Regions from separate parts of the Homo sapiens genome. Here region 1 is linked to region 2. Evidence: chromatin contacts called from ENCODE Hi-C or POLR2A ChIA-PET data. All regions are on one chromosome and are shown on one strand. The core of a region is the stretch at or near the end of the contact, and the rest is flanking DNA. Distances in the headings are between cores, read along the strand shown. Region 1 overlaps ERRFI1-DT (ERRFI1 divergent transcript). Region 2 overlaps LINC03154 (long intergenic non-protein coding RNA 3154).

Region 1 (3,385 bases), core at 315-2,814, 200 kb after region 2:
AAAGAGGTCATCTTATTCAACCATGGAACCTCTATAAAGTCATCCAGGATCCTTCCCACAATGGAAAAACTTTATTTGCTCAATCTAATTTTCACATAGTTTTTCAAAATGCACTCAACATCTTTCCTGAGAACAAACCAATTCCAGAACAAAATAATTAATAACACTGACACACGTTGAAGAAAGGAACAAGGAAATCATTTGAACAGCTCCCCTCTCACCCTGCTCCAACCTTCCCACCACCAGGAACGGATGAAATGTGCTAAGGGACCAGTGAAGAAGCTGACGGTGTCCTCAGGATGAAATAGAGAGGGAAAGAAATGCTATTCATTCCACAAACATTCCAACCCCAGGAAGGCCCTCCTCCTGCATCTAGCCACGGTAATATCCCAATTATTCTCCAGAACAGCAACCAGGCTGGTTGGCCTCCTCTCCGACCTCATATTCTGTCAAACTAACACCCAGCTCTGTTCTAGTCATTCTACCAACCTGCCATTCTTTCCCCTTCTGTTCTGAGTTTTCAAATTCTTCCTTGCGGCCCAGAACAAATGACTCATAGATGGGGAGTGTGTCACCGCCAACTGCCCCTCTCTATTTAAAAACAGAGCTCAAGTTCTACCTTTTCAACAACACCTTCCCCAATTCAGTGATGTCAGCAAATGCTTACCAGGCAGTATTATGTGTGCTGTGTCCTGTGTGGAGCCTGAATGTACTAGAATAGAGAGGAGATCAAAAGATAAAAATAACATGGCCTCTGGCGTCAAGGTATTTCCAGTCCAGCAGAACGATTTTCTTTTTTAAAATAATAAAACAAAGTAAAGCTCTAGGCTGATAAAGACACAGGCTAATGTTACAGTACAAGCTGAGGCAAAAAGTAATGTGTACTTTCTCTGAAACTGCATTTTATTTGTACTCCTGTGATTTTATGATTCTCCTACAGTAATCTATATCCACAGCTGATTTGGAAACTTCCGGAGGGCAGGAACTGTATTTTACCTGTCTCTAGTGAAGCTTCAGGAATAAGCCTTAGAGAGGAAGAAAGCTACAGCAGAGAGCCCAGGGAGAGAGGCCAGAGGTCATCCTACCATGATCCTACCACGGAACCAGTTTTTCTAAAGGCAGTTCCCCTCATCCTTATCACAAAAAAGCAGCAAATCATAACGAAGCCGCAAATTAACCAGAACCTTTCTTCTTCAAGGAATGAATCATTTACACACCAAAGGATATGAAGTGGAGTTTTGTCCAATGACATATTCAATTGCCTTGGTCTCCTAGAACTCTAATTTGATGTTGAGATTAAATACATCTTCCAAGATCCTTGAGTGGCAATTGAGAAATACAATTTAAGAAAAATGAATAAAAGTATCTACCTCTAAACCCCACCTTTTCTAGCCCATTAAGGTGATGGTGATTTCAGGTCAAGAGCAAGGCCGTCGAGGTGAAGCTAAAAAGACGTGGCTGGGCTGCAGGGCCGCAGGGCTGTGGTGTCTAGCCAGCTGTTACAGTAGGTGGTTCACGGACAGCTGTGAGTCACACTGACTGAAGTGGCAGCTCTTGACCAGTACTGTAGGCGCTAAGATCCGGTATTTGCTCTTAGACCGTGGGAGCAAAGACTAACAAGGAAAATACAACAGAACAGCTGGGAAATAAATTCCCTTCTGGCCTGCACAAAAAGGGCCCCTGCCAAGTCATTTTCCATCCTGGAGCCAGGGGAGGTCTAGGAAGGATATGTGCTTTTCTGTCCTTCAAATCCTTTGGCCTTCCCTCCAGTCTCACTTATCACTTCCCACCCCCTCCCCCAACCCCTGCTAAAAATGATACTAGGCTTTGACTCTGTTTCGTAACACAAAGCTTGACAAAAATATATGAGTGGACAAGCAACTTTTAAAACGTCATTTTAGCATATTTTTCTTTTTTCTTTTTTGAGACGGAGTCTTGCTCTATCGCCCAGGCTAGAGTGCAATGGCACGATCTCGGCTCACTGCAACCTCCGCCTTCCCTCGTGCAGAGGGAAGGGGTTCCGAGTGGATCTCCCAGTTCGTGGTGAGATGCAGTTGGTTTTATAGATGAACTTGAGAAGGTGGTGTCTGATTTACACAGGGCACAAAGGATTGGTGGGACCAGGTGAGCCATTCACATAGCATGCAAAGAAGCTGGCCACCCCACCCTAATCTCTCTTTTTTTTTTTTTTTTTTGAGACAGAGTCTTGCTCTGTCACCCAGGCTGGAATTCAGTGGCATGATCTTGGCTCACTGCAACCTCTGCCTCCCAGGTTCAAGTGATTCTTCTGCCTCAGCCTCCCGAGTTGCTGGGATTACAGGCATGCACCACCATGCCCAGCTAATTCTGTATTTTTAGTAGAGACAGAGTTTCACCATTTTGGCCAGGCTGGTCTCGAACTCCTGAACTCAGGTAATCCACCCGCTTCAGCCTCCCAAACTACTGAGATTATAGGTATGAGCCACCACGCCCAGCCCCTAGTCTCTTATCATGCAGGTGGGGTCTCTATCTGGCCAGCACCATGTAGCCTGCTTCTTTACTACACACGTGGCAACAAAGGAAAGGGGAGAGAGCCTCTGTGTTGAACATACCTGGCTTCCAGGAAGCCCTTTTCTATTGGCACAGCTGCTGGCATTTACCTATGCAAGCTTCCAGCTTGCTTGTCTATGTTTGCAGCTTGATTTTTCAGGCTGCTTTGTATTAGAAAAGAAATTATTTGTGGGCTGCTTTTTATTAAAAGGACTGAGGACTCTCTTACCCTCACTATCTGCCTAAGTAATTTCTTTTTAACACCTGTATCAATCTCTCTATCTCCTTATCCAGATTCAGGAAAGGTGAACTCACAGGAAAAGGAGACTAAAGTTCTGATAGAGGAACTTTTACCATAGGCTACCAGCCATTCTTTCCAGGGATGATGTGTGCAAGACTCATCTGCATAACAAGACAGCCTTTGCTCACCCATGCCTTTCCTCCTGGCGGCCCCCGTGACGTGTCACCACCTCCCACCTGGAGCTCCAGGCATCTAGTCCTCTCTGTAGGGTATAAAAACTGCAGTCATCTGGCCCTTCTTTGAGTCTCATATTTGTGTGGCTCCCTGTGCATGTGCACAGAATAAATGTGTGTGCCTTTGTCCTGTTAGCCCTCTATTGAGAGTTCGTTTTGTAGACTCAAATGAGCAAACCTTCAAAAATGGGGAAAGGAAATTCCCTTTGCTCCTACACCCTTCTCTTGGTTTCAAGAGAGCCATGAATAGCTTCACCAGGGAACTGTCAGTTCTCTTAGGAAACCACCCAGATTCCAGCTACAACCTTGTAGGATCAGAGTAAACCAGCCTTCAGAAGAATGCATGCCTCGGCCGGGCGCGGTGGCTCATGTCTGCAATCCT
Region 2 (3,397 bases), core at 226-2,725:
AAAGGAAACCCTTCCAGCTGTACATGACATGTAGTTGATGAACTTGGTTCAATCTGGGAGGAGAAAGGCCGGTGGAAGATAGCGCCCCTGACTCCAATCCTACCACCAGTTACCCGTTAGCCTCTCCTGGAGATGGCTGAAACAGCATAAACAACCTCCAAACACCCGGCCACTGCAGCCAGCTGTTCTAGAACTGAAAGGACACCAGTTCCTCTTTAAGTCTCCGGGTGACACTCATTGACTCATATGTGTCATAGTTAATATGAATAAGACTTTCCTGGATTAACTTAGATATAACTAAATTGCCCAGTGAGGAGAAGCAATTTTCATTTACAGAAAACTATTACTGACTATAAAACTCTTTACCCGTGACGCTCACTAATTACTGATGACCCAAGGCTGGTGACCATGTCCTTCCCGGGCTGCCCCCACACAGCAGGGGCCCAGCCTCTTCCTCCTCCACTGCATGGAACGAGCAAGCTGCCTGCTGCTCATCTCGCCATGTCTTTCTGAAACCAATAAAACCTATCTGTTTTTGTTCTGCATTCGTGAATGATGCTTGCTGTTCAGAAAAGTGCATGCGTTGGTTGACAAAGTCTAACGAATAAAAAATGTCAGTGTGACTTCATGGAAATGTTGGTTCTCATCAGTCCTTTTCCCCAGATCTATTATTGCAAACACAAAGCGTTTTCTTCTACCGCACTCTGGGAGACTTACTGAAATAATTGTGTCATCGCTCCAGTGAAAGCATCCTCATTTCTGTCCTCATAGGGACTTTGGAGAAACTCAGTTGTCTACTTTCTCAAAACTTTTACTTGAATTGCTTTGCATCCCTAACTGAAATCTTCCAGCCCCCAAGGTCAGGGCTATGATATACCATGGTAACCAACTTCACCTGCCCCTCAATCCTGCCAAGCTTTGGTGAGATTCCCAGGGTGGCGTCCCACCACCAGCAAGTAGGTTCCTGATCACCCCTCTTAGCAAGGACTGTTTCAAACTGTCCCCCTTCTCAGACACCAAGCCACTCCCCCTCCCACTCAATCACAGCAGAAGACTCGGATTCCTATCTTACACAGAAAATGGCTGTTACTGGTGGCTGCCAGACCTGCAAACCTCCTGCTATTTTCCATTCTTTCCTGCTTCCCGCCTTCGTCCTGTCCAAGGCCAAGGTCTCCGTCTGTGCCCTACAGTGCCCACCTTCTCTGAGATCTCCCTCTAGTACAATCTCTTACTGTTGGGACCTCAGCGTCTCTCTTGACCACTCCCTCTGCCCCTCTGCCCGCTCCGCTCCTCCAGCTTCCTCCCAGCTCGGCAGAGCTGTCTGTGGCAGCCACTGCTGCTGGTTCCCTGTCATCCAGTTCCCTTTTTTCTTTTGGAATTGAAGCCCCCTGGGTTTGACTGGCCACGCACTGGTGACTACAAGGCCAGCCTCTCTCACTGGCCAGTGTGAGAGGTCCCACACTGGCCAGTGTGGACCTGAGCTCCCAGGACGCTTCTGAAAAGACACTGCTTGTCCTTGACCCCTTTCCCTTTCTGAGGACTGCAGCATGGACATGAGCAAGTGCACTGCCTTTGACCATGCAGAGGAAGACAGCACCCTGGGCGCAGCAGAGCCACGTGGAGGAGGCGGGCTGCAGGCTGACCTCACACAACAGAGCCACTCACCCCACAGCCCCACCTAATGTCTGCTTGGGCTTTTATGTGCAGGAAAAATAAACCTTCTGTCTTGTCTAAGTCACCGTCATCTGATCTATGTGAAAGCAGCCCAACAAATACGTTAATAAGATATTTTCTGATGGGAATGTAAATTAGTATAGCCATTATGGAAAATAGTGTGGAGGTTCGTCAAAAAAATAAAAATGGAACTACCACATGCTCTGCATTAGTCCATTCTCACACTGGGTAATTTATAAAGAAATTACCCACCCACCTGAGACTGGGTAATTTACAAAGAAAAGAAGTTTAATTGACTCACAGTTCCACATGGCTGGGGAGTCCTCAGGAAACTTACAATCATGGTGGAAGGCACCTCTTTACAAGGTGGAAGGAGGGAGAATGAGAGATGAGCAAAGGGGAAAAGCCCCTTGTGAAACCATCATATCTCGTGAGAACTCACTATCACAAGAATGGCATGGAGGTAACCGCCCCCATGATTCAATTACTCCCACTGGGTCCCTCCCATGACACGTGGGGATTATGGGAACTACAATTCAAGATGAGATTTGGGTGGGGACACAGCCAAACCATGTCATGCTCTAATTCCGCTACTGGGTGTATATCTGAAGGAAAGGAAATCAAATCAGTCTGCTGAAGAGACATTTGTATTCCCACGTCCATTGCAGCACTATTCACAATAACCAAGATATGGAGCCCACCTCAATGCCCATCAGTAGATGAATGGGTAAAGAAAATGTGGCATTTATATATGGAATACTATTCAGCCCTAAAAAAGAAGAGAATCCTGTCATTTACAACATGGATGAACCTGGAGGACACTATGTTAAGTCAAATAAGCCAGGCACAGATAGATAAAGAATGCGTGATCTCACTCATATGTGGAATCTAAAATAGTTGGACTCATAGAAGCAGAGAGTAGAATGGTAGTTACCAGGAGCTGCCGGGATGGTTGGGGAAAAGTTGGTCCCAAGGATACAAAATTTCATTCCAGGTAGAGTGGTGCTTGCCTGTAGTCCCAGCTACTAGAGAGGTTAAGATGGAACGATGGCTTGAAGCCTAGGAGTTCCAGACCAGCCTGTGCAACATAGTGAGATGCTGTCTTAAAATAAAGAAATAAATAAAATGGAAAAGACAAGACAATTTTTAAAGAAGAATACAAAATTTCAGTTAAGATAAATAAGTTCAGGAGATCTACTATACAACAAGGTGACTGTAGTTAATAACATTTTTTTTTTTTGAGACAAAATCTCACTCTGTCTACCAAGTAGCTAGGACTATAGGCATGTACCACCACCACTAGCTATCTTTTTTTTTTTTTTTTTAAATTGAGACAGAGTCTCACTCTGTCACCCAGGCTGGAGTGCAGTGGTGTGATCTCAGCTCACTGCAACCCCCACCTCCTGGGTTCAAGCAATTCTCTGCCCCAGCCTCTCGAGTAGCTGGGATTACAGACACCTGCCACCACGCCTGGCTAATTTTTGTATTTTTTTTCTTTAGTAGAGATGGGGTTTCACCATCTTGGCCAGGCTGGTCTTGAACTCCTGACCTCGTGATCCATGCACCAGTCCTCCCAAAGTGCTGGGATTGCAGGCGTGAGCCACCGTGCTCAACCTAATTTTTGTATTTTTAGTAGAGACGGGGTTTCATGATGTTGGTCAGGCTGGTCTCAAACTCCTGGCCGCAAATGATCTGCCCACCTCAAACTCCCGAAGTGCTGGGA

What was found. Hi-C counts contacts between places; a loop is a spot of excess contacts on that map. ChIA-PET counts read pairs that join two places held with the same protein, here RNA polymerase II (POLR2A). Pooled maps may share reads with other maps.
Region 1: a pooled map shows a loop between it and region 2 (2.1-fold over the local background). The contact joins two enhancer-like sites. A Hi-C loop is called at or near these places in 1 of 50 pooled maps. POLR2A ChIA-PET finds 5 or more read pairs at or near these places in 6 of 52 experiments (A549, AG04450, BJ and 3 more).

Annotation. Positions count from the first base shown.
Region 1 is chr1:8,075,555-8,078,939 of GRCh38, reverse strand. All of the region lies in intron 2 of ERRFI1-DT (ERRFI1 divergent transcript), which reads right to left. Among named protein-coding and RNA genes, the nearest start is that of ERRFI1-DT, 51 kb to the right of the region's middle. Within about 2 kb of position 1,564, at least 28 of the 41 ENCODE cell types and tissues checked have a DNase peak (open chromatin) inside an H3K27ac peak, as active enhancers do.
Region 2 is chr1:8,280,234-8,283,630 of GRCh38, reverse strand. The region is part of intron 1 of LINC03154 (long intergenic non-protein coding RNA 3154); the gene reads right to left. Among named protein-coding and RNA genes, the nearest start is that of LINC03154, 23 kb to the right of the region's middle. Within about 2 kb of position 1,475, at least 4 of the 41 ENCODE cell types and tissues checked have a DNase peak (open chromatin) inside an H3K27ac peak, as active enhancers do.